Linked DNA regions of Homo sapiens: region 2 is linked to region 1. The links are chromatin loops, found by intact Hi-C in ENCODE. Cell type or tissue: gastrocnemius medialis. All regions are shown on one strand. Each heading gives the region's core, and the rest is flanking DNA. Links, peaks and the distances in the headings are about the cores only. Region 1 holds the start of LOC102725227 (a long non-coding RNA gene). Region 2 overlaps CHST9 (carbohydrate sulfotransferase 9).

Region 1 (16,458 bases), core at 4,064-12,063:
GTATTGGTGTTACATATTCAGTACTTACAACAACCCTCTGAGGTGGTTTTCCTCACCCACATTGTATAGATAATGAAACCAAAGCTTTGGGGTCACACAATTAACAGTGGGTCTCTATTTCTAAGCAACCAGAAGAACCAAGTCATTTCACGACCCCACATGAGAGGACTTCACATGGGTCTTCAGCAGCATAGACACTGTTCCATTCCCTGGCAGCACGTGACTGCCTAAGACTGGGTTATTATCTTTACTAGTATTCCTGATCACTTTTGGCATCAAGTGCTCTCAACCCAGAGCATGGTAGACGCTGGAGGTTAACAGCACTTTCTTCTGTTGATTTGATTAAATAAACAGGAAAGCAGGCCTCTTATGGTCCATATCTCTGGGAAACTGGCAGTAAGTGGATTGCACCAGATAACAAGGTCTGCTTTCTTTCTCCTCCCTGCCCCACAGCCCAGGAAGAAACAGACGGCTCGGAGGTGCTGATCCTTCCAGCTGTCCCCGTTGAGCCTCGGTTGTTTCGGTGAAGGAGCAAAGACAGCTTTTTTGTTTTTTTGTGTGTTTTTTTGAGACAGAGTCTTGCTCTGTCGCCCAGGCTGGAGTACAGTGGCGCAATCTCAGCTCACTGCAACCTCCGCCTCCTGGGTTCAAGCGATTCTTCTGCCCCAGCCTCCCGAGTAGCTGGGACTACAGGCACGCGCCACCACGCCCGGCTAATTTTTTTGTATTTTCGTAGAGATGGGGTTTCACCATGTTGGCCAGGATGGTCTCGATATCCTGACCTCGTGATCCACCTGCCTCGGCCTCCCAAAGTGCTGGGAAAAGGCAGCTTTTTAAAGCTGGCTGGGCTTTCCTTTTCCAGGAGAGAGAGGCAATGGTGAGAAACTAACAGCAAGACCAGAGGCGATTCCAAGTTTACTTGCCAATGTGTGTCACTGCCATCTGCTGGATGGAATGGGTATCAGACCGGGTCCCGTGTTTCTTCTCAGTGTTAATACGCAAATTCAGTGACTCCCATTGTGGGGGTTCAGAACCTAGTGGTGCATTTGCATCATTTCATAGCGTAAGTGTCTGCAGATTTTGGAAATCCCATGACAACTGTGCACAGGACGACCTCCACATGAGTAATCAAAAGGCAAAACAGGACCATCTTTGAGGCAACGTCCTACTTAGCATCAATGCTTCCCCAGATCAAATTTGATCTGTTCCCAAATGATTGATCTAATTGGTTAGAAAAAGCCCATAACCAGCAGGTGAGGGTATCTGGCAGAACTTGGGTCCTCTTGTCAATGGCAAAAAGTACTTACAGGGAAGTGAAATCAACATCTGGCTTTATTCTTGCGTCCCCTGAAATTATGTGTTCATGTATCCAACAGTTATTTATTGAGCACTTATCCTGTGTGCCAGGCACTGTATTAAGGAACTGAGAAAGCAAAGGTGAATAAACACAGTCCCTGCTCTTAACAATATATGGATATTTTCTGAGTGCTTATTTTGTGCTAGGCATATACATCCTGTTACATCTCATTTTATTCTCTGAACAACTCTAGGACTATTATTATCTCCTTTACAATGATCTCATATTATTACCTCATTTGTAGTTCAGAAAACTGAAGCTTAGAGAGATTCAGTAATTTAACCAAGAAAATACAGCACAGACAGAGATGGAGTGGGATTTGCATATGGGGTGGTGGGAATGGATGGGTAGGATAGAGAAGGATCAGTACCATGGACCAATGTAGCTTTTTCTCCCCCTCACATAGAAAGTCTGGGTCTTTTGTTTTACACACATTTTCTGTTCCATTGGCTACAAATTTCCAGCAAAGTGAAAGTGCTACAAAAACAAGTCAGTGATGATAGCAGTAGATGCTTTGGAAAGATTTATCAGGAAGAATATCCCTTCCTCTAGCCAGCATTTGAAATCTATCTCGTTAACATTCTCTTCAGTTCATAACTCTTCTTCTTAATAGCAGCGTTGGTGTCGGCAGCAAGGGCTGAATTGTTGTCAGTTCCCATTGGATAGAAAACAAATCCCTATTTTGGTCAGCATGACAGAGTACTTGTGAGCAAACGATTTGCTCAGCAAGAGATAGAGACCAATTCACATGTTCTGATCACAACAATCTCTCACAACAATCTCACACTGTTTTTGTTTTTTTTCTTTCTCTCTTGGCATAACAGCAGGGTGCTGGTGTGGCAGGGAGATACAGAGGTGGGGGCGAAGAGAGAACAGGAGGAATGGAAGCCGGTGGCAGAACAAGCAAGCCCTTTGCCAAGTGCCCTTGAAAAGGGCTTAAATAGTATGTCCTGGACAGAAAGGACTATGGGTGTAGATGAGAAAGCAGAACGGCTAATGGGGGCTAATGGCAGGGTTTTGTAGTCAGCCAGCTGAGTTAGAATCCCTGCTCTGCCACTAGCCTAGTCTTTGACTTCAGGAAACGGATATAACCTTTCTAATCCTCCAGGCAAGAGGAGGTACAGCTAGGGTTAGGGTAGGGGGAACACTGATGGAAGAGTCTGAGATCTATTTAGAAGGTAAAGTTGGCCGAGTGTGGTGGCTCACACCTGTAATCCCAGCACTTTGGGAGGCCGAGGTGGGCGGATCACTTGAGGTCAGGAGTTCGAGACCAGCTTGGCCAAAATGGTGAAACCCCACCTCTACTAAGAATAGAAAAATTAGCCGATCATGGTGGCGGGCACCTGTAGTCCCAGCTACTCAGGAGGCTGAGACAGGAGAATCGCTTGAGCCTAGGAGGGGGAGGTTGCAGTGAGCCGAGATCGAGCCACTGTACTCCAGCCTGGGTGACAGAGCAAAACTCGGTCTCAAAAAAAAAAAAAAAAAAGAAGAAGAAGAAGAAGAAGAAGGTAAAGTGTACAGAGTCTAATAAAGGGTTGGCCATAGGTGAACAAGAGAGAAGTGTCAAGTGGACACCGAGGTTTCGGGCATGTTACCTAGGGTGGGTGCAGAACAAGATGGGTGCAGAATACTACTTGCCTCACAGTCTTGTTTGGAGGGCTCAGGGAGATAGGTATTCCAGACGGCCTCTGCTACTTGTTCCCTAAATCTTAGCCATGGATGTTACCAGTGCCTGGGGTTTCAGAGGCAGCTGAGATAAGGTGAGACTGATATGGACCGAGGGACTGAGACAGCAGGGGCCAGACTTGGGGTGGCTCCTCCAGAGAAAGTGCCCTTTGGGGTTGATTGATACTACTTATATGCACTTCAGTTGGACATACTCTTATTTTTCCTCTTAACAATCCTGTAAGGCAGGTTAGAGAGATGACATCGTTCCCATTTTTATAGAGAAAAAGGAATAGGCCAAAATGATGGTTGTTTTTCCAACTGGAATTTGCCCTCAGGGCCATCCACATGAGAACCACCAAGAAAAGTAGCTTATGGAATTGCATTTGTACATCAAACCCCTATGGAGAGAGTGATATTCAAAGTGTCTTCAGTTGAGTGATTTGCATAATTGTGTCAGTTATTTGTATGTAAACGGACTTTTAAAAAGCATCCAACCATTCATTTCATAATCATCTGACATGTTTATAATATTTTAATACAATTAATTTGCACTATAAGGCACAGGTTTGTTTCAGAAGGCTCAACATAGGCCTACTTCAATGATGAATTCCAACTTAGTCAGACTTGGATAAATGGAACCACATGGTACACTTCATAAAGGAAAAGCATTTTGGATAACAGGATAAAAAGAGCCGGCCGATGAGTGCCTGATACACTGTAGGCACTCCAGACCCAATTGTTGAACAAATGGAGGGAGGGATTAAAGAATGACTAGATGCTTTGGTTTCCTTTGTGAATGCTGTTACACCGGATGTGAATGAGGCTTCTCACTGCTACTTAATCTGGCTATTAGAAATGACGTGAAAGATACAAAATCCACCCAGGCTTCAGAATTCCCGCGTCTATTCAATTAACATGCCCGAAACTTAGGTGTCCACTTGACACTTCTCTCTTCTTGTTCACCTATGGCCAACCCTTTATTAGGTTCTGTAAACTTTCCCCTCTACATAGATCTCAAACCCTTCCATCAGTATTTCCCCTACCCTAACCCCAGCTATATCTTCTCTTGCCTGGATGACTATAATAGCCTTCCAAGGGCTATGCTTCATCCATCTGGGTCCCTCTGACCACTTCCCAGAGTGCCAGCAGAGTTATTCTTTCCAAACACCAATCTGATTACTGCTGCCCCTCTCCCAATCCTCCCCATCACTTACTCTTGGGTGAAGACCAGGTGCCTGTCCCTGCAGTCTGCATCACTGCTTCCTCCGTCTCTTACTCCAGCCAGTTAAGCCCTGAGTTCCTCCCCCTTTGCTAAGCCTCTCCTGGCTTGGTAAAATACTGTTCCTTCTTTTTTCTCCCTGGAACTTCGTCTCTGTTCTGTCTCTCTTGCCCAGGCCCCTTCATCCTTTAGATCTCAGTGTGTGGCACTTCTGACCCTGGTCCAGGCCATTTTGGCCCTCTTTAAGTTAATGCTACCAGAACCCCATATTCCTCTTCCTTCAAAGCACTCATCTCTGTCAGTTGTTCAGTTATTCGATGAATGTCTGCCTCTCTGTCTGGACTATAAGCTCCATGAGATTGGAGGCTCTGAATGCTTTTTCTCACCATTGTGTCTCCAGCATTTAACACAGTAGTTCCTATACAGCAAGCACAAATATTTGTTCAATGAATGAATGAATGGACCTAATGAACACAGGCTTATTATGCTTAAAGGATAATCTGTTTTGTTTTCTTCAGTTATCTCAAACCAAACTCATCAACAAGCAAAACATTATTTACATCTAGCATGTTTTTATGAATGAAAAGCCAGAGCGAGTTGTGTCTCACTTCTGCATGAGTAAGCTATTAAAATAAGCATACATGCTTGCATCCAAAAATTTCACTTTTATTCCCAAGATAGTTCGTCCTAAAGATGGAGCAAATAAATGCTCTGTTTGCTTGGGAAATTATAAACTGCAGTCCAAAAGAAGGTTCAGAAATGCAGTTTAATAAACACTAAATAAAAACGTTGGTGAAGTAATGGTTCACAAACATCATTTGAATGACTCAAATGCAATGCAAATGGGAAAAGACCTTAGCTAAAAACATCACATCAGAAGTAGAAAACTATCACTCTGATTCAGAAACATTAAGACAAGAAAGCATTTGTGCAAGCAATTGTTATTGCTAAATGCAGAGCTAAATGGAAGTTTAAGAAAGTTCTCTGATAAAATACATCTGTCACTAATTACTCTTACATTTAAAAACCTAAATTGCTTTGGATAAATAATTTGATGCCAAAAGGTCCATAATGCATTATTCAACGCAAATCGAATAATACGCTTTCATCATCATCTAGTTGAAGTCTTACTGAAGTTACTTTCCTAATACTTAAGTGGCATAATTTGTACAATGATTACTGAAGGCTTCCCCCAAAATAAATATCTCACATCAGAGTAAGTTGAATGGTCGGTAAATCACATTACTTAAGTAAATATGAAACAAGCTATTACTGTGCACCCCTACTATGCAAGCCCTGGCAAAGAATTACAAACACAAAAATCTTACAGCTAGAAGAGAGACATCTAGTGTGTGTTGGAGAACTTTATATATTGTGCTTCAGGCATAATTAATACAGCAAAATCACTGCAGTCGTTTTGCATACTGTGGTGGGAGATTTTTGACAAATATCTTTCACCCTCAATTCATTTCAAAATTTCTTCCCGGCTGTGTGACATTTTTGCCTAATTAGATACCTTCTTCTTAACATAAGCCTAACCCAATGAAGTTTTCTCCGTGATGCAAAGTTTTAAAGTTTCATGGTCACCTTTGCAACCTAATTAGTAAACATTTAACCTACTGTCATCATAACCACTGCTCACAATTCTTTCCATTCAGGCAGCAGCAGGACTCCCGAGTCAAACTGTTGCAGTCAGTGTTTTAGTTTCCTGAATATCAGCCCCTCGTAGTAAGCCAAATGCCACACAAATACAAACACGAGGAATAAATCGGCACACTGCCCATTATCCAGGAGACAAACGGATCCACTGCTATTTTAAATTCACCAAGTAGGCTATTAGTTGCCACAGATTCCCATATATGTAGGTGAATTCCTTGATGCAGAATCAGGTTTAATGAATCATTCTACAGCATCAGCCTCAGCCTTTTAAAATCCTTTATTTTCTCCTTTTCCACATTAAAAACACATTTGAGATATACACAGAAAATGTTTCTCTAAAAAAACGCACACATACACACAAAACAGGAGGTCTCTTAAGGAGTCTACTGCTGAGAAGGTAAAAGCATTTTGCTCATTTTTAATTTGCTAAAACAATCCAAGCATGCTTGGTACCCAGAGGGTATTCTCAAATAAACTTGTATCTCTAGCTGCCAGCTTAGTTGATTGAAAACAGAAGGCAAACGTTTCTTAAAGAATATGTTAAACTGTTATGTCTCCCAGTACCACTCAGGATACACACACACACACACAGACACACACACGCACACATACCGCATAGTCAAGGATTTGCTTGAAAGCAGCCAGTTCTATTATCTAAAAGGTAATACATTTGTACCAAATTACTCCTGCCTACTGCGGTGCACCTTTTAGCGAAGAAGCCAGTGCCACTGGGATCCTGGACAGTTCTGGTGTGCCATTCTCCACGTACAAAGCCAACGGCCCCATTTGCGACTTTGCTAACTTAGTTGGCTTCCGCCCAGCCGAACCCCGAAGCACAGTCACTGAAAACGTTTTGATACCAGAAAATCATTTCCACGACAGTGCAAGTGTTCGAAAGCACAAAGGCAGACTGTCTACCCGCGACAGTTCGCAAGTTGCGGTGGCGGGGCGGCTGTGCGGAGCGCGCGTGCAGGTAAGGGATTCCTGCACCCAGGTCTGCTTTCCTCTTCCTGGATGTTTTGGGGCTCGACCTCACTTTTAACGCGAATTCACCATTACGCGCCCCCCACCCCGTTCTTTTTCCAGGAGGCGCGGACTGTTTTCCAGCCAGGTCCCTCTTGGGGGCGGGAGAGGAAGCACACTTCACATTCAATAAAGAAGGGTGGCGGGAGTGGGTAGGGGGGCGGCGGCAGTTGGGGGGGCGGAGGAGGAAAGAGGTCAGAAAGGAGCCAAACTGAATCCCTCCCGCCCACCTCTGCGCCCCGAGCGCTGGTTCAGACGGCGGAGGCCAGAGGCGGCCGGGAAACTGTCCCTTTAAGGGAACCTAGGCCGCCAGGAGGGGAGGGAAGGATGCGGGCTCCTGACTTGGCGCTGACCGCAGCGCCGGGAAGAGGCGAGCGCAGCAAAGCCACAGCCATTACCTGCAGCGCTCGCATCCTTCCCCCGTCCCAGCGCCGCCCCCACCCCCTCCCCGCCTCCCAAGGAGACTTCTAATCCGGAGCATGTGCTGTGCCCTTTATCCGGGGAGGAGGTGGGGAGGAAGAGGAATAAGAGCTTTTTAAAAATAAATGAAACGTTTGCATCCAAAAGGGGGAGGAGGGCTGGAGATGGGAGGGAGTGGGAGGGGGCTTTAAAGGCGCCTGGGTGGGCGGAGGCGGCGAATCTGGACCAGCCCGGCCGGCGACGAAGAGCGCCGGGCACCGGCCGCGGCCCACAAAGGGGAGCGGCGTGGTCCGGCCCGGGCAAAAGGGGGAAGGAAAAACCGCCCCGGGCCCCAGTCCGCTCGGCCGCCACAATGGCGTCTTTCACGGGGCGTCCGGGGGCGCCGCCGAGGCTGCCTGCGAGAAGGGGGCGGCGGGGCCCCTACCCCCGGCAGGAGCGCAGCCCCGGGCGCCGCCGCCCCCTGCGCGCCCCGCAGAGATGTGCGCTTGGCTCTGGGCGCCCCCGCGGCGCTGGGCGCTCTCGGCGGGGCCGGTTTGCGGGCGCGGAGCTTTGCGCCGGGGAAGAAAGGGACGCGCGGGGCTCGGGGGAGGAGGGAGGGGCTCGGGGAGGGCGGGGGAGAGCCGCGGCGGAGCGGCCGCGGGGAGGCTGGCGCGCGGAGCGGCGGGCGGGCGGCTCTGGCACGGGCTCCCAGAGCCACGGCGGCTCCTCTCCGAGATCCGGAACCCGGCCCAGAGATCCGGAAACCCGGCCCCCGGCCGCGGCCCCTGCTGGCCGCACCCGCTCCTCCTGCCCGCTCTGCTCCGCCCTGCTCTCGCCAGCTCCCACTGGAGGAAGAAAGCCGAGAACCGGGAGCGGCAGCCCCGGAGGAGGCGGCGGCCCCTGCCCCGCCGCGGGTCCAAGCGGATTCCTAGTCGCCCGCCGCGGCGGGCGGCGTGTGTGCGAGTGTGCCGCGCTCTCGCCCCATGCCTGGCACATGCGTAAAAGCGAGTTGCGCCCAAAGTCCCAGCCATACCCTCCTTAGCAAATAATAACAAACCCAAACCGTCAGATCTTACCTGAAACATTGAAGCACAAAGTCTCTCTCCAAGTCCCCTTTTCCTTTTCCTCTCCCCCCTTTTCCGATTTCTCTCCCAGCGATCTGCTCGGCTCGCCACACCAGAGAGAAATGCAATAGCTTGGCTAAGGTAGACAGAACAAAATACAGAGAAGAGTTGCTCCAGGGCTTTGAAACCCCTCAAGGCAAGGATCAGGATACAATTAGCTCATGCCTCTACCTCTAGTCTAAATCAATCTCCAAAATAAAACTTAAATCAAATTAACCGATCACAGGGCAAACAATTGATCTCCTTCAAAAATAAAGCTCTACATATACGTATAGAGAAATATACACATAGGAAATTTTTTTCCAGATTTTTTTTTGGTGGAAAAACAGTCTCATTCCAGCCTCTAACTTGCTTTTTACCCTCCTCTTGCACAGAAAAGCTGATTTTAATCGTTGTGATTAGTTTTGATGTAACGTTTCCGCGGGCGATTTCTGCAAATGGATGGAGTGTTTCTTTGCCAAAAGAGGGAAAAGCAGCAGATGATGATAATTATAAGGATTGTTGGTTGTTTCTTTTTATTTGTGTCTAGGGCTCTCTCTTCACTTTCTCAAGTTGACCTGACATTGCTGTTACACTAAGGTCGCACAACTTGTTGAGGATCATCGCCCTGTCTGATAAAAGGATAGGTGATAATTTGGCAATAGAGCAGCACATTTTTGGTTCCTTTGGCGACATAACGTCCCAAATGACGTGGATAAAAATAAGCACATGCAGTCTGCTTTGCCCCAATCAAGTCTGAATCAGCGCCTGAGGGTGATACACAAACTCATTTCAAATGTTCAACCATGCAGAATTGTAGAAAGATTGAAGGAGTGACACCGCATTTTTTTTAATGGCAAAATTAAAAGAAAACAAAACCCACATTTGGTGTAGCCAAGGACCTACCATTCAGTTTTATTTGATCAACCTTCTGAACACACCTCACCTCCTCCTCCCTTCTCTTTGCTATTCTCCACCTGGTATCTTTTATAGGGGGGGTTGTATAATTCCATTATTTGACGGAAGTGCTCAACAGAGCTCGACAGGCTAACATAAATACATTTCCCCAGATTGTTACTCTGGTTCTGACCTCCCCCACTCCTCATCAGTTCTTCCTCTCTAGGTCTTTGTTCAGGGAGATTGTGCCTGGGCCAGTGGTTATCTTAGTTCTTTTTAGTTAGGGTGGGATATTTGGTTATAAACTCAAGGATCACCTCCCATTACTGTTATATCCTTGTAGGATACTTTTTGAAATGGTATGTTTTTGAGCACTTCACAGTTCATTAATTCAAAGACTTTGCTGACATTTCTTATGGAAAAGATCAGGTTATATGGCCAAGGATGCTAAAGAAAGAAAGTAACCCTAAATAGAACCAGACATGTCCTGCAAATACCTGCAACTGGCAGCATTTCACAGGAAGTATTTTTTAACCATCATTTTTCCTTTAAGGTAAGCAACTGCTGCAATGCCAACAGAAAAGGGAAGGACCGAGCTTTTAAAAAGTAAATAGAGTCAATCAGATTAGTGCATAATACATGAAAGATTAACATCATAATGAGAACCAGGGGTGTTGGCAGATTTTTTTTAATGTAACAAGTTTATATTACATGAGAATCTTTGCACATTCTTTTTCTCTCTATCCCCACACACAAGGTTGATACATTCTCTGATCTACAATAAAAAATTTTAAATGTCCACAAGCCCTAAATTCAATGGAATAAAAACTTTGTTCTTGCCCCTAAATGGCACTAAATGTTAATACAGGAGAGTGTGAGAAGAAAAGAGACTATGGAAGAAATATCCCCAATCACTGATATGATGACTGAACACATTAAAGGTGTGGCCTAAAGTGACTTTTAATTAAAAACAAACAAACAAAAACAATCAAGTGTCACATAGAGAACCATGCATCATTGTCCTAGAATTTTAGAACTGGAAAGATCCTTTGCAGGCATCTAGTCCTTTGGCATCATTTTATAGACGAGGGAAATAGGCAGCTTGCCCAGTGTCAGGAGCCAGCCATTGACAGGGGATCGGCCACAAGAGGCAGGACAAGAAGAAAGGTGAGTGACGTTCCTCTGCAAGCACTGACCCTGCAAAGTTGAGCATAGCATTCTAAATTTTGTTGACATGGCTTGAACCGTACTTTTGAAATTCCCTTTTTGAGATTGTCCTCAAATCCTGTAGCACAATCTTCTAAATATCTTTGATGGCAACAAAGTTTTGATCTTTGATCATTTAACTTTGGAAACAACAACACAAAAATTTATTGCCAGGTCTAGACATTAAGTAGATGAGAAAGATGGCTTATGCTACTTAGAGTCAAAAAAAGAAAATAGGACTAAAAACAGGACAGTTTTCTTATTAGTTCCTAAGAGGAATAAAGACAGTTCTCAAATTTTGAGCAATGAAATTATTACTGGAAAAAGGGCTTTCCTTTTTAAGATAACTGCTCTGAAGGGAATAATATTCATTTCAGTGAATTAAGTTCTGAAATGTACATTTGTAAGACATTTTAATATTCCAGAATGATATCATTTACAAAAAGACGATCTTTTAAAACATTAGGCCATTGAGATTTTAAAGTGATTCAACCTGTTTGGTTGATCTTGAACTTGTAGTAATTCCAGTGGCAAATAGACTGAAGGTAAATTTTCATTCTATTGTGGTGGGGATCTTTATTTTCTTGCATTTCAAAGGGATCTCAAAGTTGAGGCTGTATAAAATATTTTGAAAATTTATTTTGTTCCATGCAATAGAAAGAAATCAGTAAACTTCATGACCTTTAAATCAAGAGTAATGAAAATTTATTTTAAATTTTAAAATAGGCTGTCAGTGAAATAGCATGTGAGAAGTCAGGTTCATATCTTGCCAAGTACGAGATACAAACTTAACAGACTTCAGTCAGCCTCTGCAATCATAAAATGACCTGAAAGTACTTTTGTACTTTTTATCTAATTAATAATCTGCATTTTGGGGTGTCCGTAGCACCTTTTTCTCCATCTTTAAGAAATTCGGAAAAAGAGTATATTAAAAATCCATCTAACTTCCTTTTTTTTTCGTAAATAACTGGTATGAGACCAGCAGCCTAACAACCATTAGCCACACGGAAGACAATGGCAATAAAATTGTCAGCAAGAAAACAATCAAGAAGAAAACTGGTTTCTTTCTGTTTTCATCTTCCAGGGTCTCACTGTCAAAATAAGTTCTACCACTTTTTAAACGCAGAAAAAACCAAGATAGGATATTTTGAATTGAAACTAGCAGCTCAGCTGAAAAAGGTTTGCACTACGACGGTTGTGGAAGAGAAAACGAGATGTTCTTGGAGGGGAGCAGCAGCCTCCCTTCTAATGTTAGCATGGGAAAGCACATTTGGTTGCATCACAGTCACTGAACCCTCAGAGTGCAAGTTGCCACAGAACAGCACGGTTTTGTCCAGGGTAGCCCTGTGGTACATTCTTGGCGGTGATTTGACAAGATCTGGACATTAGCTGCTGAGATGAAATGTGAAATTGCAGAGCCCTCCACTGAAGCAGTCAGACACTCAGATCAAATTTTAAAATCCCATTGCACTTTCCATCAGGAAGAAGAGAGATGCCTCAGTGCTTGGGCTCAACCTGGGTGTGCATAGATACCACTAGCTGTGGTGAGGCTGCCACAGTTTCCCCTACCTGGTCACTAAACAACAGCATTTCCATCATTGCTCCAGCGGAATCCACCTGTGACTACCATGAGAGGCCCTGCTGCATGGGAAGGCTAATTATATTGTTTTATTTTATCCCTGGGTCAGTTTTTTTTGTGGGAAAATCACCTGGTTATTATCAGCCAACCTGAAACCCCCTATAATGCTGCGGAATGTGCACATTTTCCTGGAGTTGAATAGAAGTATTAATGAGCTCTAACAAAATGGGTTTGTGATTCCTGGAGTTTGGCCCCAGCCACCACCTGTTTATAATTAGCCTCTGGAAAACCTATTAGTTTCCTGTATCACTGTCAATATTGACTTTGTAATATCTCATCTTCTGAGAAGGTAAATCTTCTAATAGTTGCAGATACACCAATGGGCATATTTCTGAAACAGAAATACATACCAAGTCCTTGTATTGAGACCCTTAAATCAATGTGGTCTCTCTTTTTTTTTTTTGGAGGTGGAACCTTGCTCTGTTGCCCAGGCTGGAGTACAGTGGCACTATCTTGGCTCACTGAAACCTCTGCCTCCCAGATTCAAGCGATTCTCCTGCCTCAGCCTCCCCAGTAGCTGGGATTACAGGCATGCGCCACCATGCCTGGCTAATTTTTGTATTATTATTATTATTAATGTTTTAGTAGAGATGGGGTTTCACCATGTTGGCCAGGCTGGTCTTGAACTCCTGACCTCAGGTGATCCACCCACCTCAGCCTCCCAAAGTGCTGGGATTACAGGCGTGAGCCACCGTGCCTGGCCCATGGCCCAATGTGGTCTTTTATCAAAGTTTCTTCTCTGGTTGTCTAATACGAACACTAGTTATAATCGCACATTGTAAAACAATACAGATGTATGAAGAAATAAAACCCGACTATGATTGGATACCCTGACACCTGTTTTTGATAGTCTTATTCAGTTGAGAAATCTGTTTGTCCACAAGGAGGTAGATGTGTGGAGAAAGTTGTGAAGCATCTGTATTCATTACTGGCATTTGAAATTCTTTGCTGGATACTTACCTTCTATATTTTAAATAAATAATTGCAAGTAGGTTTTATGACTCTAGTTGAGTTACAATAGTAATTCTGCCACCTTAACTTGTGGTGTTACCTGATCCTTAGTTTTTTTAGCCATACAATATGAATGAAAATATCTATTTTGAAGGGTTATTTTGAGGTTAAATGGGATAATATATGGAAAGTGTCTAGAACTGAGCCTAGCACACAGTCAGTTCTCAATAAATGATAGCAACTATTATCATTTTGGTTTATAGTAGCTGAATAAGTCACATGGTCTCTAGTGTTTAACAGCATAGAAGAAGGATACCTTTGCAATAGGAGTACTAATTTATCAACATCTCTGTGGCTAATCTTTTTAAAAGATAATAACTAAATCTTGTTTTATTATTTCATCTAGAAATTACATGGACATCTCACTTTGTCACATGTAAAATAATGGGGTGAAATGAGATTTTCTCCAAGGTAAATCCTAGCTATGAAAAATCATATGTTTGTGATGCTGCTTACTAGTGAACACACCTTCTTTTTGTTCCATTGAGGATCCTTGATTTTGACAAGACTGCCTCACACATATAAAACAATTAATTAAGCATTATGTATAATTGCTCGTGTAAGAAGTGGTACTTGACTAGAATTCTGCCATGAACCTCTTTCTTCCTAATTATTTGCTTTTTGCCTTTCAGGAGTTACAAAATCAGTATAAGCAAGCACTTCACAAACAAAATTTAAAAAAAAGAAAATGCAGTTTTCAAAATAGGAAGAAATAAACTTCAGGGCTGATTGAAATCTCTAAGAAAGAGTTCAATCAATCAATCATATCATACCATCCTATTTTCTACATTCTCCAGTTTATGTATTAAATATATTCTTTGCTAAGCTTCAGACCTTATCATTTTCAGATTATTCCATGTAATCTGTTAGGCTATCCATTTTAAAGCTAGTGGCTTTTTAAAGAAATGCAGTGGCTGTTTTAAAGAAACATTTTTAATAAGATATGCATTTCCTTATATATTTTGTACTAGTTCATATTCCAGTGCCTCCTAGTAAACTCTCTGGCGCTGAAAGTTACTTCTGTTTGCAGTGTAATGTGTCACATGCACAGCCCATCCGGTACAGAACCACTTAGCTTTGCTTCACTGTTCTACTGTCTGAACCAAGGCCATTCATGAGAAACCCCATAATACAATTGCGGCACCTCCGGGGCACCATATACATTTATGTAAGTTATCTCTTTTTGCATCCTTTGGGTGTCAGAACCTCTCAGCTTTGCTAACCATAAAAAGTCCGCCTTAAGCATATTACTAACTTTAAAACTCTAATGATATGGATGACATATTTCAATTTTTAAGAAACCTTTCCCTGCTCCACCCCTGAAAAAATCCAATAAAACTTATCCAGTGGAATCATGCTATGGTTAAACATATAAAATGTATTTAAAAGAAAAAGAATTGTGAATATGCTATAGCCAACCTCCCCCCACCAAAAAAAAAAAAAAAAACACAAAAAACAAAAACCACACACACACACACACACGCGTGCACACACACACCCCCAAAGATCAAGAACAACAAAAATATCTTGTCAATAAGTAATAATTAAACAAGAAACAAGGCCAGGTGCAGTGGCCCATGCCTGTAATCCCAGCAATTTGGGAGCCAAGGCAGGTGGATCACCTGAGGTCAGGAGTTCGAGACCAGCCTGGCCAACATGGTGAACCCGTCTCTACTAAAAATATGAAAAATAGCTGGGCATGGTGGCAGATGCCTGTAATCCCAGCTACTTGGGAGAGTGAGGCAGGAAAATCACTTGAACCTGGGAGGCAGAGATTGCAGTGAGCCAAGATCACCCCACTGCATTGCAGCCAGGAGAGAACAAGACTCTCGCTCAAAAAACAAACAAAAAACAAAAACACAAAGAAAAAAGAAAAAGAAACAAAGTATTAACTCTAACTCTGGCAAGAGCCGCTGTAAACAAATTGCTGCTGATACCAAGAATCTTTGCACTTTCTTTAAAGTTATCAGGAGAGAAAGCAGTTTCTAGGGTCTTAATGAGTATTAGCCTGATCAGTTAAAATGTGCACTGGGAGATGGGGAGCAAATCAACAGGACTATTCGGTATGGACGTTTAAATGATTTCAACATTACTTTTACTAATAACATTAATAATAGTAGTGATAAGAAACAATGATGACTGATGGTACAAAACTTCCATTGTGTAAAGACCATCTGGTTATGAGAGTCAGACATGAAAATCTGAAATTAAATCCTCAATCTGTCCCTCTAAGGTTGCTTTGTACATAATGAATATCTTAATTTTTAAAAAAGGAAAAAGAAATTGATTGTACCAAACGTACAGCAGCTCCTGCTGAGAAAACAAAGTTGGTGTGTCTATTTCTTTTCTAATTGTAGATGTCCCTAAACAAAACAAAGCCTCTGTGAAAGAGCTTGCAGATAATGGTAGTAACTCATCAGCCTTTTATCTTGTTTCTTTGTGTCTGAAGATTTTCACAGATAAAGCATTATTATACTCCTATTATTCATTATTTCCCCAAGGCAAGGGCAAGCATTACTGCAGGTTTTCTTCCTATAGTAAAGCCTACTTAAAGATGTCTTTTGGGGGGAGAAGAAGCTAAACCTTGGGTCTTCTACAACAAATACATAGTTTAAAACTTATCTTTATGTAGTAAAGACAGATATCAAAGAGAAAGCATCTAACTCAGAACCCAGAAGATGGCCAGTATTCATACATATTTGTTATTTTAGTTTTATTGATCATACCCAGGGTTTAACTCTTTCTAACTTTTGGATTTTCTGGCAATATCAAAATAGAGTGGAGATAGAAGGACAAATATCGTGTGATTCCATTTATGTAGGGTACTTAGGATAGTCAAATTCATAAAGTTAGAAGGTAGAATAGTATTTACCTGGGGTTGGGGAGAGGAAAGAATGGGGAGCTGTTGTTTAAGGGGTACAGAGTTTCAATTTGGGAAGATGAAAAAGATCTGTACGTGGATGGTGGTGATGGTTGGACAACAACGTGAGATGTACTTAATGCCAGTGAACTGTACACTTAAAAATCATTAAAATGGAAAATTTTATATATTTTTTGGCACAATTAAAAATGAGTAAAATATACAAATATTAAACTCTAAGAAACAGGTGAGAGGAAAAAAGTACAATACGGTAAAAAACAAAGCAAGGCATCTAGTTCTCTGATTCTCTCCATAATTAGTGTTACATCTGAGTTACACCTGGTCACGATGGCCCATAAAGAAGTGGGGCAGAAACCCCAGGACCTTGTGTTGACCACATGGTCAATGTGTTGATCA
Region 2 (16,458 bases), core at 3,321-11,320, 310 kb after region 1:
TATTTTTTTCTAGCAACTTGAATATACAATGTTTGAAATCTCTGGTTGGATCAACATTATTTTGCTCAGAGGTTTGTGGACTTTGCATACTGATTCTTTCCTGTTTCCAAGTACATTTGCTTTTAGGCTATTTTTATTCACTTTAAAGGAATTTTAATAACTTTCTGTTGACAGCATGGACAGCTGGTCTTGAGAATTAAAGAAAATTCACTTGCTGACTGAGGAAGGAAGTGACATCAATGAGCTTCTAAAGTCAGCCCAGCGGGGGAAATTGGCTGGTGAGAGAGTAGCCTTTCATTGCACTGTATTTATCGAGCGATGCCTTGAGATGCAAATTGCTGTATCAATCAAACCTGTGGTGCCTACCTCCAACCAACCCAGTGCAAACTGAAGGAACAATGCCCTGAAACACTGAGAATAAAAAGGATGAGGGGTGCAGGAGCCCAGAGGCTAAGTGAATTACGGAGCTCAGAATGCTCTCTCACCAAGCCTATACTTCATTCTCTGTCAAACCTCAGTTTCTTTGTCTAGAAAATGAGTTTTATGGAAACTGTTGGTTGAAGTCAGTCTGTTTCTTTGACAGATGGCTAAGAGGACCAGGTACTAATATAGATAGTGTAGACATGCTATCTCAGTACGTTTGTCCCAAAGAGAGCTATCAATTGCTTTTTATCCCCTACTGAGAGCTATTTAGAAATAGGAATTTTTAGCTGTCATACTTAGCTACTACCTTGATCCTTTGTTTTAAAACCCTGTATTCATTGTTTATAACTACACTGCAAAAAAAAAAAAAAATAGCCAAGCATCAGATCTGGACTTTAATAACGACAATAGCAATCACAATCATCATCGTCATAATAAATGACAATTTTCACCACTATCAGAGAATCTTCTTCTGGAGTTGTAGTTACCTATTTTGCAAAGATAGCTGTGGTGTGAGTAGATTGTGTGTGTATGTGTGGGTTATGTTGGGTGAACAGGCAGGTATGTATGCATATACTCACACCTGTGCAAAAGAAAGGTAGAAAAGTGCCTAGGTACATTTTATGTTTATGACATGAAAAATTACATTCTACTTATTTCTTTCTTTCTTTTTTGTTGTTTTTGTTTTCTTTTTTTAGATGGGGTCACTCTTTGTCATCCAGGCTGTAGTGCAGTGGCACGATCTCCACTCACTACAACCTCCGCCTCCTGGGTTCAAGCAATTCTCCTGCCTCAGCCTCCTGAGTAGCTGGGATTACAGGCATGCACCACCACACCTGGCTAATTTTGTATTTTTAGTAGACATGGGGTTTCTCCATGTCAGTCAGGCTGGTCTTGAACTCCCGACCTCAGGTGATCCACCTACCTTGGCCTCCCAAAGTGCTGGGATTACAGGCGTGAGCCACTGCGCCTGATTCTCAGACATTTCTAGTCTTGACTTTGCCAGGCTATATGATATTTGGCAAATTACTTCACTTCCCTGGCTTTTGTTTTGTCTTTATTGCATAACAGGGATATAAATACTAAATTTGCTTATAGTTGTTTACGTTCTTTGACTCTTAAAAGAATGAGGAGTAATGAAAATTCCCATAGGATTGGCACAGATAAAAAAGAAAGGAAGCCTAGGAAACACGATTCTAGACATCAGCTCTGGGAAGGAATTAATGACTAAGCCCTCAAAAGTAACTGCAAAAAAAAAAAACAAAAAGAAAAATTGACAAGTGGGACCTAGTTAAACTAAAGAGCTTCAAGAAACCATCAACAAAGTAAGCAGATGACCTACAGAACAGGAGAAAATATTTGCAAACTGTGCATTCAAAAGGGTTAATATCCAGAATCTATAAGGAACTTAAACAATTGAACAAGCAAAAACAAACAACCTCATTAAAAAATGGACAAAAGATGTGAACAGACACTTCTCAAAGGAAGCTGTCAGCAAACACAAGAAAAAATGCTCAACGTTACTAATTATCAGAGAAATGCATATCAAAACCACAATGAGATAGCATCTCATGCCAGTTAGAATGGCTATTACTAAAAGTCGAAACAGCACATGCTGGCGAGGCCATGGAGGAAAGGGAATGCTTATACACTGTTGGTGGGAATGTAAATTAGTTCAGCCACTGTGGAAAGCAGTTTGAAGATTTCTCAAAAAACTTAAAATGGAAGTTCCATTCAACCCAGCAATCCCATTACAGGGTATATATACAAAAGAAAGAAATTGTTCTACCAAAAAGACATATGCACTCATATGTTCATTGCAGCACTATTCACAATAGCAAGACATGAAATCAACCTAGGTGCCCATCAATAGTGGATTGGATAAAGAAAATGTGGTACATATACACCATGGACTACTATGCAGCCATGAAAAAATGAAACCATGTCCTTTGTAGGAACACAGATGCAGCTAGAGGCCATTATCCTAAGCAAATTAATATCCAGGAACATAAACCAAATTCTACATGTTCTCACTTATAAGTGGGAGCTAAACATTGGGTACACATGAACATAAAGATGGAAACAATCGACACTGAAGACCACTAGAGGGAGGAGTGATGGAGGTGGGGAAGGGTTGAAAAACTAACTATTGGGTACTGTGCTCAGTATCTGGGTGATGGGATCAATGGTATCCCAAACTTCAGCATCACACAAGATACCCAGGTAACAAACCTGCACATGTATCCCCTGAATCTAAAATAAAAGTTGAAATCATATTAAAAACAGAAAGAAAGGATTCATGTTTGGTGTGGGAACCTGGGAAGACTTCATGGAAGAGACAGCGTTTGATCTGGATAGGACATTAACAGAAGCAGATTAGGGGAACAGTATTTTACCTGGAAGGAAAAGCATGAGCAAAAGCACATCAGGGAATGTCTAAGGAACAGTAAATGGTTGCACTGAACTTAAAGGTGGTCTGTATATTGGCAAAGTAATAAGAGACAAAGCAAAAATTGTATGATGGGCCAGTATCACGGAGGACTCTAGATACTTAAAGAAATATTTTTTGACATAATATTTGTTGAGGGAGTCCTTGAATAATTTTGAGTCAAAGATTGATCCAAATGGTACCCTAGGAAGATTAACCTTGAGGATGGGGGATCCTGGCAAAGAGATGGAAAAGTGTAGATGAATGTAGGGCACATTGTATGAGTAAAATGGATTTGAAGATTCAGATGAGGGGTTAGGATGGGGAAAAAAGGAATAAAAGAGGAGCAAGATTTTAAGCTTGGTTACTTGGGAGAAGATGCTATTAATGCAAAGGTAAAAATAAGGAAATAGGTCCAATTTAAAGAAGTAAGTTTGGTGAGCAACAGAGGAGGTGGGATGATAAGCTCGGTTTAGCATTTATTTGGTTTAAAATACCAGTAAAACATCCCACAGGAGGCAGAAATAGATATCAGGAAAATACCAGGCAGTCTTCTGCAGAGAGATGATGGGGAGAAGAGAGCGTAGAAGACTCTCGAGTTGAAGGGAAATAAATATCAAGATTTGAACTTTGGAAAATGGTTGTATTTTATTTATATTTGAATAATTTGATGTTTCAAATTATTCAACTTAGATAGTGGAATGCAAATTTTACATCATCCATAGTGAATAAGAAGAGACTCCTTCTCTAAGCTACCACAAGGATTTATTCTCAGGAACTAGCAAATTTGAAGTTTGGTGTAAGAGCTTAAGTTCTCACTGGTTGTGGAGTTAAAAGACAATTGCAAGTTTTAGCAGAAGAAAATTAGGCTGATTTCCTTATTTATTAAGCTGAGGCTAAGGAATGTTTAGAATTTATCGGAGAACAACAGAATTGTTTATGCCTAGCATTCCATTATTGGAACGCTAAGCATATGGGAGTTATTTATATCCTACTGCTCAAGGTCATTGCCAAGGTCTGATTGCAAAAATTCAAAAAATTGCAACCTCCAGCATAAATGGGTTAAGGGCAGAGCCCAGGCAGGAGTTAGTGGTGCGATCAGGGCTCACTCTAAACTCTGACTCCTGGGCTTCAGCAATTCTGCCATATCCTTTCGAGTAGCTGGGATTACAGGCATGAACCACTATGCCAGGACTTCTTTCTTCTAATGGAGTATTCTCTTCCTTCTAGTAATAATAATTTTTGCCCATCATATGTTTTATGAATATTTGTCCTAATTTGTCACTCACCTTTACTTGTGTACAATGTTTAGGGAATAAAAGAATATTATAGCAATGGCTAGTATTCAGTAAGCGCTTACAACATACCAGCAACATCGATACATTCTTCACTCAGTTCTCCCAGCACTTCTGTGGGATAAGGCTATTGCAGATGATGAAGAATGAGGCATACAGATACTAACGTGCCTGGAATTGCAGCTGGGAGGTGATGAACTCAAGCCTCACTTCTGAGCCTACATCATTTCCTTTCTGGTTTCTGCTTTCAGTGTCCAGCTTGGAAAGGCACAACTCCGTGCAGCAATTAAAAATAATAAGGTCATATCTGTATGTAAGGCTAGAGAACAATACCTCCATTGTATTTTTAGAACAATGTGTATAACTAATATGTTTTTTAAAGTACATATGATTATATGTAAAGAAGTCAGAGGAGATATACTTTAGCACTTTGTTACACGTTAAGGCCGGGTGGGAAAGGAGTAAGAGTTACTTTTAATTTAAGCACATCTGTTTCCTTTTTTTTTTTTGCCCTTGTGACAGCAACTGGCTCCATTGCCCAGGCTGGAGTGCAATGGTGCAATCATAGCTCACTGCAGCCTCGAACTCTTGGGCTCAGACAATCCCTCCAATTCAGCCTCCAAGTAGCTGGGACTAGAGGCATGCGTCACTGCACCCAGTTAATTTTTTTAATGTGTAGAGATGAAGGTCTTGCTTTATTGTTCAGGCTGTTCCCAAACTCCTGGGCTCAATCGATCCTCTTGCCTTGGCCTCCCAAAGTGTTGGAATTGCAGGTGAAAGCCACTGGGCCTGACCTGCTTTTGCTTTTCAAAACTTTTTTATTAGGAAAAGGTACTGCATCAATTTAAAGAGAACAATGTTTCTGTTTTGGATAAGAAACATGGGTGAGGCTTTGAATATGCTTTTCTTTTTTGCACATTAGGACAGGCGTTCCTTCATTCATCCACTTGTTCAACCATTCATACCTGGTTTGAAAGTCTAGTTTGTGTTGGTCTTGGGCTGGCTACTGGAAATACAAAGGCGAAAGGGTATAATCAGTCCCTCCTCTCAGTCTGGCAGGGAGACACACAGGACAGATTCGGAGTGAGAGTTGCCATAGGAATAAGGCAAAGTCCAGTCTCCATTCAGATGAAGAGGGCCAAAGTTGGCCTGGGGGTGTCAGGAAAAACTGCCAAAAGGCTCCAGCTTTTAAACTGAGACACAGCTTACAGAATTTTCCCTTTCTAGTTCCCATAACTGTTCACACCCACTGACTCTTCCAGCCTGGGGTGTTAATGACTCTCCTGTTACTAACCTGGGGTTACTATACTATCTTCCGTGGTCTGCTGCTCCCTCTACTCCTATCCCAAATTATAGTCTCCTTTTTTTTTTTTTTTGAGACCAAGTCTGGCTCTGTCGCCCAGGCTGGGGTGCAGTGGCGCGATCTCAGCACACTGCAACCTCTGCCTCCTGGGTTCAAGTGATTCTCCTGCCTCAGCCTCCTAAGTAACTAGGACTACAGGCATCTGCCACCATGCCCGGCTAGTTTTTGTATTTTTAGTAGAGATGGAGTTTTGTCCTGCTGGCCAGGCTGGTCTTGAACTCCTGCCCTAAAGTGATCCACCCACCTCAGCTTCCCAAGGTGCTGGGATTACAGGTGTGAGCCACTGCGCTCAGCATTGTAGTCTCTTTCTATATAATCTTTTTTTAACTTATCTCAATCTGAATGTGGCCTCTGTTTCCTTTGGGACATTTACTGATAGTTGGTGCCTTTCACCTGGGGACAGGTGCAGCTGCTGGGAGCTGGTAGAGTAAAGGCTGGTGGCATCACCATCGCCTGGGGTAGTTTGCTTATCACCTGGGTATTGAGATCCAAGGCCGCTTCAGGCAGTATCTCCGCAGGTGTCTGGTATAAATGGGGAGAAAACTGGCAGGTGGTAGGTGATAGATGGTAGATGGTGTGTTTATGAGTCAGGTGGAACAAACTCAAGACCTCTAGAAATCATTCGTGAGATGGGATGAAGCCAGAGAAACAGTTTTGTAAAAGTTTTTTTGTGTATTTGAAACTTTAAAGCTGACATTTTCTGAGGAACACCCATTACTTCGATGAGAAAATTGAGGGTTCAGTAAGTTATTAATTCACCCATTTAGTCATTCGTTCAGAAAATACTGAGGGCATATTATGTACCGGGCACTGTATTGGGCATAGAGTGAATGAAACAAACAAAAACACTCATGGGGTCATATGTGAACCCAAGTCAGTCTGCCTCTCAACATAGAGTTCTTTCCACTGTCTCAAACTGTCTTCTATTAAACATTTGATAAATCTCATTTTTCCAAAACTTGACATGAAGGACTCACTCCTCTGCCATTTCCTGGAACCATGGGCTGCTTTTGCACCTTTTCTTCTAGATGTGCACTTTCCGCTAAGCTTGGCAGGATCTCCAAACTCCTAAACTCTGTGTCCTGGTAAGTCATCACCAGGACTAAACAAACATTAATGTTGGTGCTTATTACTGAGCCGTTGGGTCTATTTTTAAGAACACAAAGAATGAAAAGATTAGCTGCCTACAAGCTCCCCCATCTGTTCAAATGGAAAAACTTCACAGAGCCCTAGGGTGCTGGGCAGCGCAGATTCCAGCTTCTGTTTTTAAGGAGTATTAAAAAAAAAAAAAAAAGGAAACAATTATTTCAGTGTCTCTACAAATGAAAACATCTATTTCAACTCAAAGAATATTTTGTAAAAGTAGAATGTAGTGAGTAAGATCACAAACTTGGGTGTCAGTGAGACTGGGTTCCAGGACTAATTCTTCATTTTAGTAGCCATGTGACTTCAGGCAATTCAATTTCCTTAGCATCCGTAAACCTTGATTTAGCCTTCTAAAATGGAGATTATCAGAGACAATCCCTACCTCTTGAGGTTTTCATGAGGACTAAACGATATCATGCACGTTTCATACTTAGAGTAGTGCAGGTCACATAGTAAGTGCTCAATAAATATAGTCACTACTGTTATATGCATTATCTCTTTCACTTAACACAACCTTAAGAAGGAAAGAAAAAGTGATTATGTAATCTAAATATTTGTAGCCAGGGAAGCAAATAGTTCTTCTTATAGTTTCATAAGAAGAGCATTTTTGATTAATTTAAAGGAAAACCACAGACATTTAAAATAAAAAATAGAAGCAGAACGCTGATGTGGCTAACACAAGTTGGACAACATTTATTAACGTTCTAATGCTTTATAAAAATTGGAGACCAAATAGAAATCCATATAATTTCCTTTATTTTATTGCTCATATCTAACTTAGCCACTAAGAAATTAGTGCAATACTTTATGGATGTTTTCAGAGGCAGCTCTTATAATTTTCAGTTGACGACCTTAACAAGGTATTGGTTACATGAAATGTATGTTCATTCTCAACCGCCCACCTGTTTTATTATTTCTCTCCAGAAACAAATATTTTTCTGGACTTCAAACAAATAGGACTTCAAATTCCTATTTCCCATTTAGTGCATGTTACTTATATCTGCTGCTTTATTTTTCTTGATGTATTTACAATAAGTGAGAAAATCAGATCTAGGCCCAGCTTACAGTTATGGAAGTTCTAGTGTTCTTCAGGGCAGAGCTTCTCAGGCAGCAGACTGTGGGCCGTAAACAGGTATGCCTCTGTATTTGCCCCCTGGCTTCTGGGTCTACCAGTCAGGGCCTGGGCCAGCCCAAATCTCTAAGCTCATTGCCTTCCCACCTCCAGCAGAGCAGTCTTGTCCACTGTGTGTGCTACACAAATACCACCTTCTTCCATGTGTGCTGTGATGTGGGAAAGGATGGAAAACACTTTCTTGGAGAAGGAGGAGCTTTGAGCTGTGCCCTTCCAGAACAAGACTAAAGGAAATGTGCAGGATTGACCCTGTGTTTCAGAGTACAGCAGAAGAAGAGAGCATGAAGCAAACAGGATGAGGAAGAGGTGACATGAGGGACAAATGCACAGGGAAAGGAGCGAAGATGGGAGGTCTTTCTGCCTAGTGGTCAGAAGGAAGGTCAGATGGCGATGGCAGGAGCCTTAGACTAGAAAATAAGAGGGTTTCCTCTGCTTTAATGTCCAGAATCGTGATTTATTTCTTTCCTTCATTATTTGTAGTTGTCCAAAGTGATGAAATTCTTGGGAAGCTATTATGAAAACTATTTACAACTGAATGCATTCCCAATTACAAGCATTGGACCAGCATTTTTTGGGTTTAGAATTTGAGCCGACTGTGAATGGATTATGAGACTCATGTGAGTGTCCCCTGGCTGGTGGGTCATGGCCCGAAGCTGCACTGTGCGGCCTGCAATGTGTTTCATAAAAATACTCAACTGAGGTAGCAAGTACTTGTGCTGGTGGCAGTGTTATTTCCACTTGCAGGAGCAGTGTAGCTCCATAGCAGTGCCATCAGTTTATAACTATGTGAAGATTTGTGTATGAGAACCTCAGTGAACTGACAACACATTACTGATTTACTCCAGTAATGTCCTGTGCTTTTTATAGATTAGAACCCCTGGGAAGCAGGCCATCTGGCTTGCCCTTTAGTTTGACCTGGCCTGTAGCATGGGTTTTGGAATTCACAGACCTAAGTTCAAGTCTGAGCGCTACCACCATTAGCTGAGCAACACTGGGCAACTTATTTAACATCTCTAAGCCACTGATTGCAAATCAGAGAGATGTGATAACAATAAAATTTACTGCATGGTATTGCTATGAAGACTAAATGAATAATGTGTGCCATGTATCTAGAAGAGCTTAACACATGTTCACTCTCCTCTTCACTCCTGCAGCAACAGCAAAAATCATCTGTCGAGTTAAGGGTAAGAAGATCTTATACTAGTAGCATCAGATGCTGAATAAACTCACAGAGATCAGAGCCTCATGGTCAACTGGTAGGCCTAGTGAGGGACTCAGGAAGAAAACATCTCATAGGAGGACAAGAAAGGGTGTCAAAGAAGTAGACATTGAGGAAACAAAAAAACCCTTTGGAACCCTGACTACCATCCAGTGAGACAAGATTGACAATTAAAACAGAATAGACATAATATGATCCATGCCTCAGTTCCTATGCCTAATGTTGCACAGTTTGGCAAAAAGTAAATAGTTTATTCATAATGCTGCTTTTAATTTTCCCAACTAATTGTTTTTATTTCTTTCTAAAGTGTCTGGCAATCCCAATTGATAGACTCAATTGATCATTTAGTGTAGAAAGGGTAAGTTAGGAAAATCCAATCTTGACAACTTTTAATGATTTTTCTGATGTATTAAAAAGGTGGGACACTATAAAACTATGCTTTATATGACAGCTCTTTTAAAAAATCAAGTACAAAGTATAATTGAAAATATTCTTTCATTTTTCTAAAGAAATCTCTTTTAAATTCTTAGAAAAGATCAGGCACAGCAAAAGCGAGTTAAAGCCTTAAAAATATGTTATTGGTGTCTTAGACCCCAAAGCAGAAATATACACTCATTTTAAGTTGCAAGAATAATAATCTAGATCTTTGGGGATTTTAAAAATTTCATCTCTTTGCCTTAAATGATTTTGAAACAAGGCATGAATATAAATAATACATATAGTACTTCTGGATTTAAACGTCTTTGATGAAATGATGATACTGGCTTGGAATCTCTCTCTCTTACTACACACACGTTCATGTGTGCACTTGTATGTGTACCTGTGACATAGCTGTTTAGAATGGTTGGACCTTCAGATGGATTGGCCACAGACCTTTCTGTCATGACACAGCCTTGCCAGTCATTCTTTCAGCTTCCTAGCTCCCCTGGCAGTGGTGGAGAAGATCCCAAGTTGTTATCAACTGAACAAGTGAAGGAAAGTTGGTTATTTTAAGGCACATGAATTATTTTAGGATTTCTGGTTGTCCCTGGCTAAGTTTTTGATGATTACTGGAGATAAGAAAACAATACTTAATTATTACTTTCTTTAAAAAAAAAAAAAAAAAAAGCTCTTGCAGAGTTTCAGAAGATTCTGGAAATTGACATGATTTCCTAATGTTCCAGTTGGTAGATATCTCGGGTTGGCCTGGGGACTTGTCATTTCAGTCTCAGGCAGACACTACAGATACGCTTTTTGGGGGATGGGTCAAAAGGAGAGTGTGACTGAAACACTGAGGGCTTTATTCTTCCTTTTGTGAATTCTAACACTAATCATATTCATCATGAAAGACGTTTCCAATACTGAGAGAGTGTAAGGCAAAAATCAAAAGGGTCACTTCACCCTTAGTCACACCCCCTATGTCTTTAAAAGCAAGAAGACAAATACAAAAATCCTTGTATATGCAATGAAAGCTTTCTGAATGCTATGTAGGAAGCTGCTTATATAAGGGACTGCTTATCTAACATTCTGAAAGTTTATGTTGCATTTACAGGGATATTTATATTTGTCTTTTTGCTTTTTACACGTGTAGTAGGGCCATGGTGTAGATGCTCTTCAGCTACTTGTTTTTTGCTTTTGTATATTACAATATACCTGTATATTGTAAACACCTTTTTGTTGGTCCCTATAGATCTACCTCATTGTTTTCAATAACTGCATTGTATTCTACTGAATAGAAGTCCTATAATTTTGTGGGCAGATAACTATTGTATGTGTTTAGAAATTTCTTATTACAAGCAATTTGTCAATGAAACTTCTTGTAATCTTTGTGTACTCATGCAAGTATATTCTATCGGTTAAATTCTTAGAAGTGGAATTATGTGGCCAAAAGGTGTGTGTGATGGTTAATATTGTGTCAACTTGATTGGATTGAAGGATGCAAAGTATTGTTGTTCCTGGGTGTGTCTGTGAGGTGTTGCCAAAGGAGATTAACATTTGAATCAGTGGACTGGGAAGGGTAGACCCACCCTCAATCTGGGTGGACACAATCTAATCAGCTGCCAGTGCGGCCAGAATAAAAGCAGGCAGAAGAAGGTGGAAAGACTAGACTGGCTAAGTTTTCTGGCCTCCATCTTTCTCCCATACTGGATGCTTCCTGCCCTCGAACATCAGACTCCAAGTTCTTCAGCTTTGGACTCTTGGACTTACATCAGTGATTTGCCAGGGGCTCTCAGGCCTTCGGCCGCAGACTGAAGGCTGCACTATTGGCTTCCCTGCTTTCGAGCTTTGGGGACTTTGGATCTGGCTTCCTGGCTCCTCACCTTGCAGACGGCCTATTGTGGGACTTCACCTTGTGGTCCTGTGACTCAATTCTTCTAATAAACTTTCCTTCGTATATGCATCTATCCCATTTGTTCTATCCCTCCAGAGAACCCTGACTAATACAGTATGGAAATTGAAATTTTTGGTTGTTATTGCTACATGACCAAAAAAGATATATTATATAAGTAATATATATTTACACTCCCACCAACAATTTATGAGAGTTTGTTATTTCACCCACATCCTCTAGGCTTTAGCATTGTCAGACTTTGAAACTGTTGGCATTGCTATCTCATGTTTTTAACCAACGTTTAAAAAAATCATGAGTGAGGTCGGTGCTTTTATGTTTACTAACCATTGGTGTTTATTTTTCTACAGCTTGTCCATTTTCCACACATCTACTTTTTATTTATAATAGTTTTGTTGCACTTTAAAGAAATTAGATACCTGTGTGCCAAATTCTAAATAAGTTTTAAGTCTGCTGTCTTTTGAAGTCATGAAAATTTGTTTGCATGTGTGTGGATGTCTTTAATATGTATATATTCATTAAATATTCTACAATGGTGCATGCATTTCATACCATTTTTAGAAAGGCTTTTCTCAATCCACAGCTGTTTTTTAAAAATGAGCTATTTTCTTCTATGACTTTTACAATTATTTTGATGATTTCTTACCTTATGGTTAAAAATTTGACACATTTGAAATTTATTTTGGTTTAATGTTTGAGGAAAGGATCCAGATATGTTTTTCTTCCAGGTGGCTGGTCAGTTTTGCTCAAAATGTTGATTGAAACATCTATCTTTCTTCTACTGATTACCACTTCACTTACACAAAATCCTCACATGGGTTCAAGTCTATCTACACTCACTCTGTTCCATTGACCATTCTCATTTGAATTTATGCAGTCTTTTTTTTTTTTTTTTGAGATGGAGTCTCGCTCTGTCACCCAGGCTGGAGTGCAGTGGTGCGATCTCGGCTCACTGCAAGCTCCGCCTCCCGGGTTCACGCCATTCTCCTGCCTCAGCCTCCCAAGTAGTTGGGACTACAGGCGCCCGCCACCGTGCCTGGCTAATTTATTTTTTGTACTTTTAGTGGAGACGGGGTTTCACCGTATTAGCCAGGTTGGTCTCGATCTCCTGACCTTGTGATCCACCCGCCTCAGCTTCCCAAAGTGCTAGGATTACAGGCGTGAGCCACCGCGCCTGGCCACGAATTTATGCAGTCTTATATTTTAATACTCTTTACTAGCTAGTCTTCCTTTTTTGATTCTCTCTCTCTCTCTCTGTGTGTGTGTGTGTGTGTGTGTGTGTGTTAAGCCCTAATAATAAAAGGATAGAAGTCTCTATACAGGTTGAAGGTGACCTTGGGTTGTGAGTATATATTTGGCAATTAAGCTCCCAGATAAAGATGAGTTTATTCCACAAAATAGTTCTTGAAAACCGACCGGGCTAGGCACTCTCCTGGGCTCTGCGCACACAGCAATGAATAAGGAAGAAAAGGTTCCTGTTCTTGCTGAGCTTACATTAGAGAGTTGGGGAGGAGCATACAAACAATTAGCAAATAAGCAAATGTATACGGTCTTATTGTGCCATGAAGTGAAATGAAGAAGATAAATTAGGGTGATGAGCTAGAGAGTGAGGGAGGAGGGAGGTATTTTAGATAAGTTATTTGGGGAAGATTTTCTGAGTGACATTTGAGCGTAGCCTTAAGTTAAGCTTCAGTTTATCGTATCTAATTTCTTTCTAAATAGTTTGATCTTGATACTTTAGTGTCTAAAATAGAATTTGTTATATTTCCCTTAAAATCTGTTCCCCTCTGATCTTCACCATTTTGGTCAGTGTTATCATTACATTTCTTGGTCATCCAGACCCTGAAATTTTGGGGCCATTTACTTCTTTGTTTCCTTTCCCACATGACCCATTGGTAGGTCCAGAGCACCTTCTCCAGGGCGTCTCCAGCATGTTTCTTCCTTGGCCATTACCATGGTTGGGTGCCTAAAATTGCCCACAGTGAGATTATCATGTCTGCCTCTAAACCAGTGTCTCTGCCTCCAGTGTCTCCCACTTTCAACCCAGACTCACCCTGCTGTGATGTTAAGCTTCTAAAATACAGATTTCTGATCAAAATCTTTGAGCTGCAAATGGAAAGTATTTTTGCTTATAGAATGACATTAGACTGCTTTATTTCAGATTCAAGATCTTGCAAAATCTGAGATCTGCTCAACTCTCAACTCTTCTTTCCAAATGAATGCTTCCTATCTGCCAGGTACAATTCTAAATGCTGTATGTATTGATTCATTTAAACTACACAACAGCCCTTTGAGGTACGTACTATTATTATTATTATTATTTTTGAGACAGGGTCTCACTCTGTCAGCCAGGCTAGAGTGCAGTGGCACAGTCTCGGCTCACTGCAACCTCTGACTCTGGGGCTAAAGCGATTCTCCCTCCTCAGCCTCCCAAGTAGCTGGGACTACAGTCACATGCCACCACACCTGGCTAATTTTGTATTTTTTGTAGAGATGGGGTTTCACCATGTTGCCCAGGCAGGACTTGAGCTTCTGGGCCCAGGTGATCCTCCTGTCTCGGCCTCCCAAAGTGCTGGGATTATAGGCGTGAGCCAATGCGCCTGGCTGAGGAAGGTATCATCATAATTGCCACCTCATAAATAAGGAAACTGAAGCATGGGGAAGTTAACTGACTCATCTAAAGTCGTGGAGCCAGCACATAGACATCCATCACTGCAATCAAAGAAATCTGGCCTCTACCCATGGTGATATATGTTACCTTCTAATGTTTCAAGATCTATTCCTGCTTGTGTGTGATTGAATGTTGTTCCTTCTGGCAGAAATCTTTTCTCAGCTCTATTTTTGCTTGTCTATGTCCTCAAGGCCCAGCTCAGGTAGCCTCCTATCCCCTTCTCTCACCAGCCTCATCCTCATTAGTGGCTTCCACCCCTGAACTCTCAGGACAGTTTTAGGATGTATCACCCACTACTACACAGTGGAGCAGATGATTCTGAGCACATCTTCTGTTTCTGCAACTAGATTGCAAACTACCTTAAGGTAGACACAGTGGCTTATTCCTCTGGGGCCCTAAGAAAGACCTAACTTGCATAGTAGGTACTTAATGTTGATTGTTGACCATGTCAGTCATAGAACACTCACTCAATGGAATAAAGCTGGTGTCTAGATATTGGTGACAACTTTAGCACATTTAAATTTAAAGTATGCTGTGTAAAAATTTCAGAATAAAGACAGAGAAATTCACTCAACAAACACTTATGGAGCATATGCTGTGCACCTGGCATTGTTGTCAGTACTCAGGAGGCATTCCTGAACATGTGAGACATAGTCAGAATAGACTAGGTTGTGTTGCAATAACAAACAATTGCCAAGTCACAGTGGCTTAAAAGGAAAGGTTTATTCATTTATCATACTCTATGTCCTTTGATGGCTGCCAGGGGAATAATGTTCGAATTAATCACTCAGGGAGCAAGCCCAGTGGAGCAGCTTCCATCTAGAAAGGTGCAGATGCTGTGTCAGAGGGAGGAATGGACGTGGCAGATGTGCTGGCTGCAAAGAGCTCTGCCCGCAGCAGCAGCACGCATCCCTTCTGCTCACTTTCTATTGGCCAAAGCAAGTCACACAGCCACGCCCAGCTCGGGGGGCGGGCAGGGAAATCCACTCCTCCACTAGACCTGGAAGGACAGAGCGCCCATGGCTATGGATAGCTCCCACGGCTATGGATAGCTCCCACGACTCCCCACAGACAAAGATTTCTGCCTGGTGGAGCTTATTCCAGTCTCTGAAGGGGAACACAGACAATAAGTAATAGACACGATAGGTAAGTAAATGGTAGAACATGTTAGAAGATGACAAGTATTATGGCGGAAAAAAAGCAGAGTTTGGTGAGGAGGTTGTGATGGAGGTGTGGCAGGGGTGTGGAGGGGAATGGGGTTTTCATTAAGATGGTTACATTGGGCCAGACGCCGTGGCTCACGTCTGCAATCCCAGCACTTTGGGAGGCCGAGGCGGGCGGATCACTTGAGGTCAGGAGTTCCAGACCAGCCTGGCCAACATGGCGAAAACCCATCTCCACTAAAAACACAAAAATTATCCAGGCGTGATAGCACGGGCCTGTAGTCCCAGCTACTCGGGAGGGTGAGGCAAGAGAATCACTTGAACCTGGGAGGCGGAGGTTGTAGTGAGCCGAGATCGCACCACTGCACTCCAGCCCAGGTGACAGAGCAAGACTCCAACTCCAAAAAAAAAAAAAAAAAAAAAAAAGGAAGAAAAAATAGATGGTGACATTGAGCAAGGAATTGAAGGAGGTGACAGAGTCAGTCATGCAGCTATCCTGGGAGAAAGGGTTCTAGACAGAGGGAGCAGGAGCGCAAAAGCCCTAAAGGGAGAGAGAGCATGGCCGTGTGTTTAGGCAGCAAGGAAGCCAGTGTGGTGGAGCAGATGGGGACCGACAGAGTTTGGGGCATGAGGCCTTGGGGATTCCACCTTTTCCTGCGAATGGTACAAGGAGCCGTGTCAGAATTGGAGGCAGAAAAATAACCCGATTTCACTAACTTGATAAAGGATCTGTGTTGGGAATGGACTCTGGGAGGGTAAAGATGGAGGCAGGGGGCGGCGGCGAGCAAGACAGTGATCCAGATGAGAGCTGAGGCGGCTCACCCGGGGATGGCGCTTTTCCTTGCCACGGGCTCTGATACCAGATTTCCTTTCAAGTGTGTGTTTTAAAATGCAGTTTTGGCTTCCAACACTGCGTGGCACTAAGAATGAAATCCAGTTTCTTCCCACGACCCAGAAGACGGCCGAGCTTCACCCTCTGGCTTCACCCCCTGGCACCCCGCTCCTCGTTTACTGAAGCCAGCTACACTGGCCTCCTTTTGGTCACTTGATTACAACAAATTCTTCCAGCCTCGCGGACATTCCCTTTACCTAGAACATGTTCTCTCCTTTTTCATGTCTTAGCTCAAATGTCTCCCGTTGGAGAGGCTTTCCCTGACCTCAAGGAGGCCTCTCCTGTTTATCGTTGGTCTCACCACTCCCTGTATTTCCTTCATGGTGGTTACTGCAGTCTGCAGTCCTATAGTTTACCTAATTCCTTTTCAATGGTCTATTTCTTACTGCTAGAACGT

Evidence for each region. Hi-C counts contacts between places; a loop is a spot of excess contacts. Peaks named below come from ENCODE experiments on the same cell type or tissue, not always from the same donor. Only the 100,000 strongest peaks of a DNase experiment are listed, where the experiment ranks them.
Region 2: it touches region 1 in a loop (6-fold over the local background); 4 of 110 quality-filtered maps call a loop at or near these places.

The regions. Positions count from the first base shown.
Region 1 is chr18:26,648,959-26,665,416 of GRCh38, forward strand. It overlaps LOC102725227 (a long non-coding RNA gene), which reads left to right and starts at 6,773. Exons shown (of 3, transcript XR_935311.4): 1 at 6,773-6,876. It also overlaps a transcript of KCTD1 not described here. RefSeq lists an enhancer at 2,056-2,557 and silencers at 7,969-8,208, 8,219-8,408. In gastrocnemius medialis, for the core only: a CTCF peak has its summit at 7,071; DNase peaks (open chromatin) are centred at 7,266 and 8,134; H3K4me3 peaks cover 2,653 bases; H3K27ac peaks cover 1,855 bases; H3K27me3 peaks cover 2,460 bases.
Region 2 is chr18:26,956,787-26,973,244 of GRCh38, forward strand. All of the region lies in intron 4 of CHST9 (carbohydrate sulfotransferase 9), which reads right to left. It overlaps LOC124904275 (a long non-coding RNA gene), which reads left to right and starts at 13,497. Exons shown (of 2, transcript XR_007066323.1): 1 at 13,497-13,572. RefSeq lists enhancers at 1-361, 362-948. In gastrocnemius medialis, for the core only: a CTCF peak has its summit at 6,714; no DNase peak of the experiment used is centred there.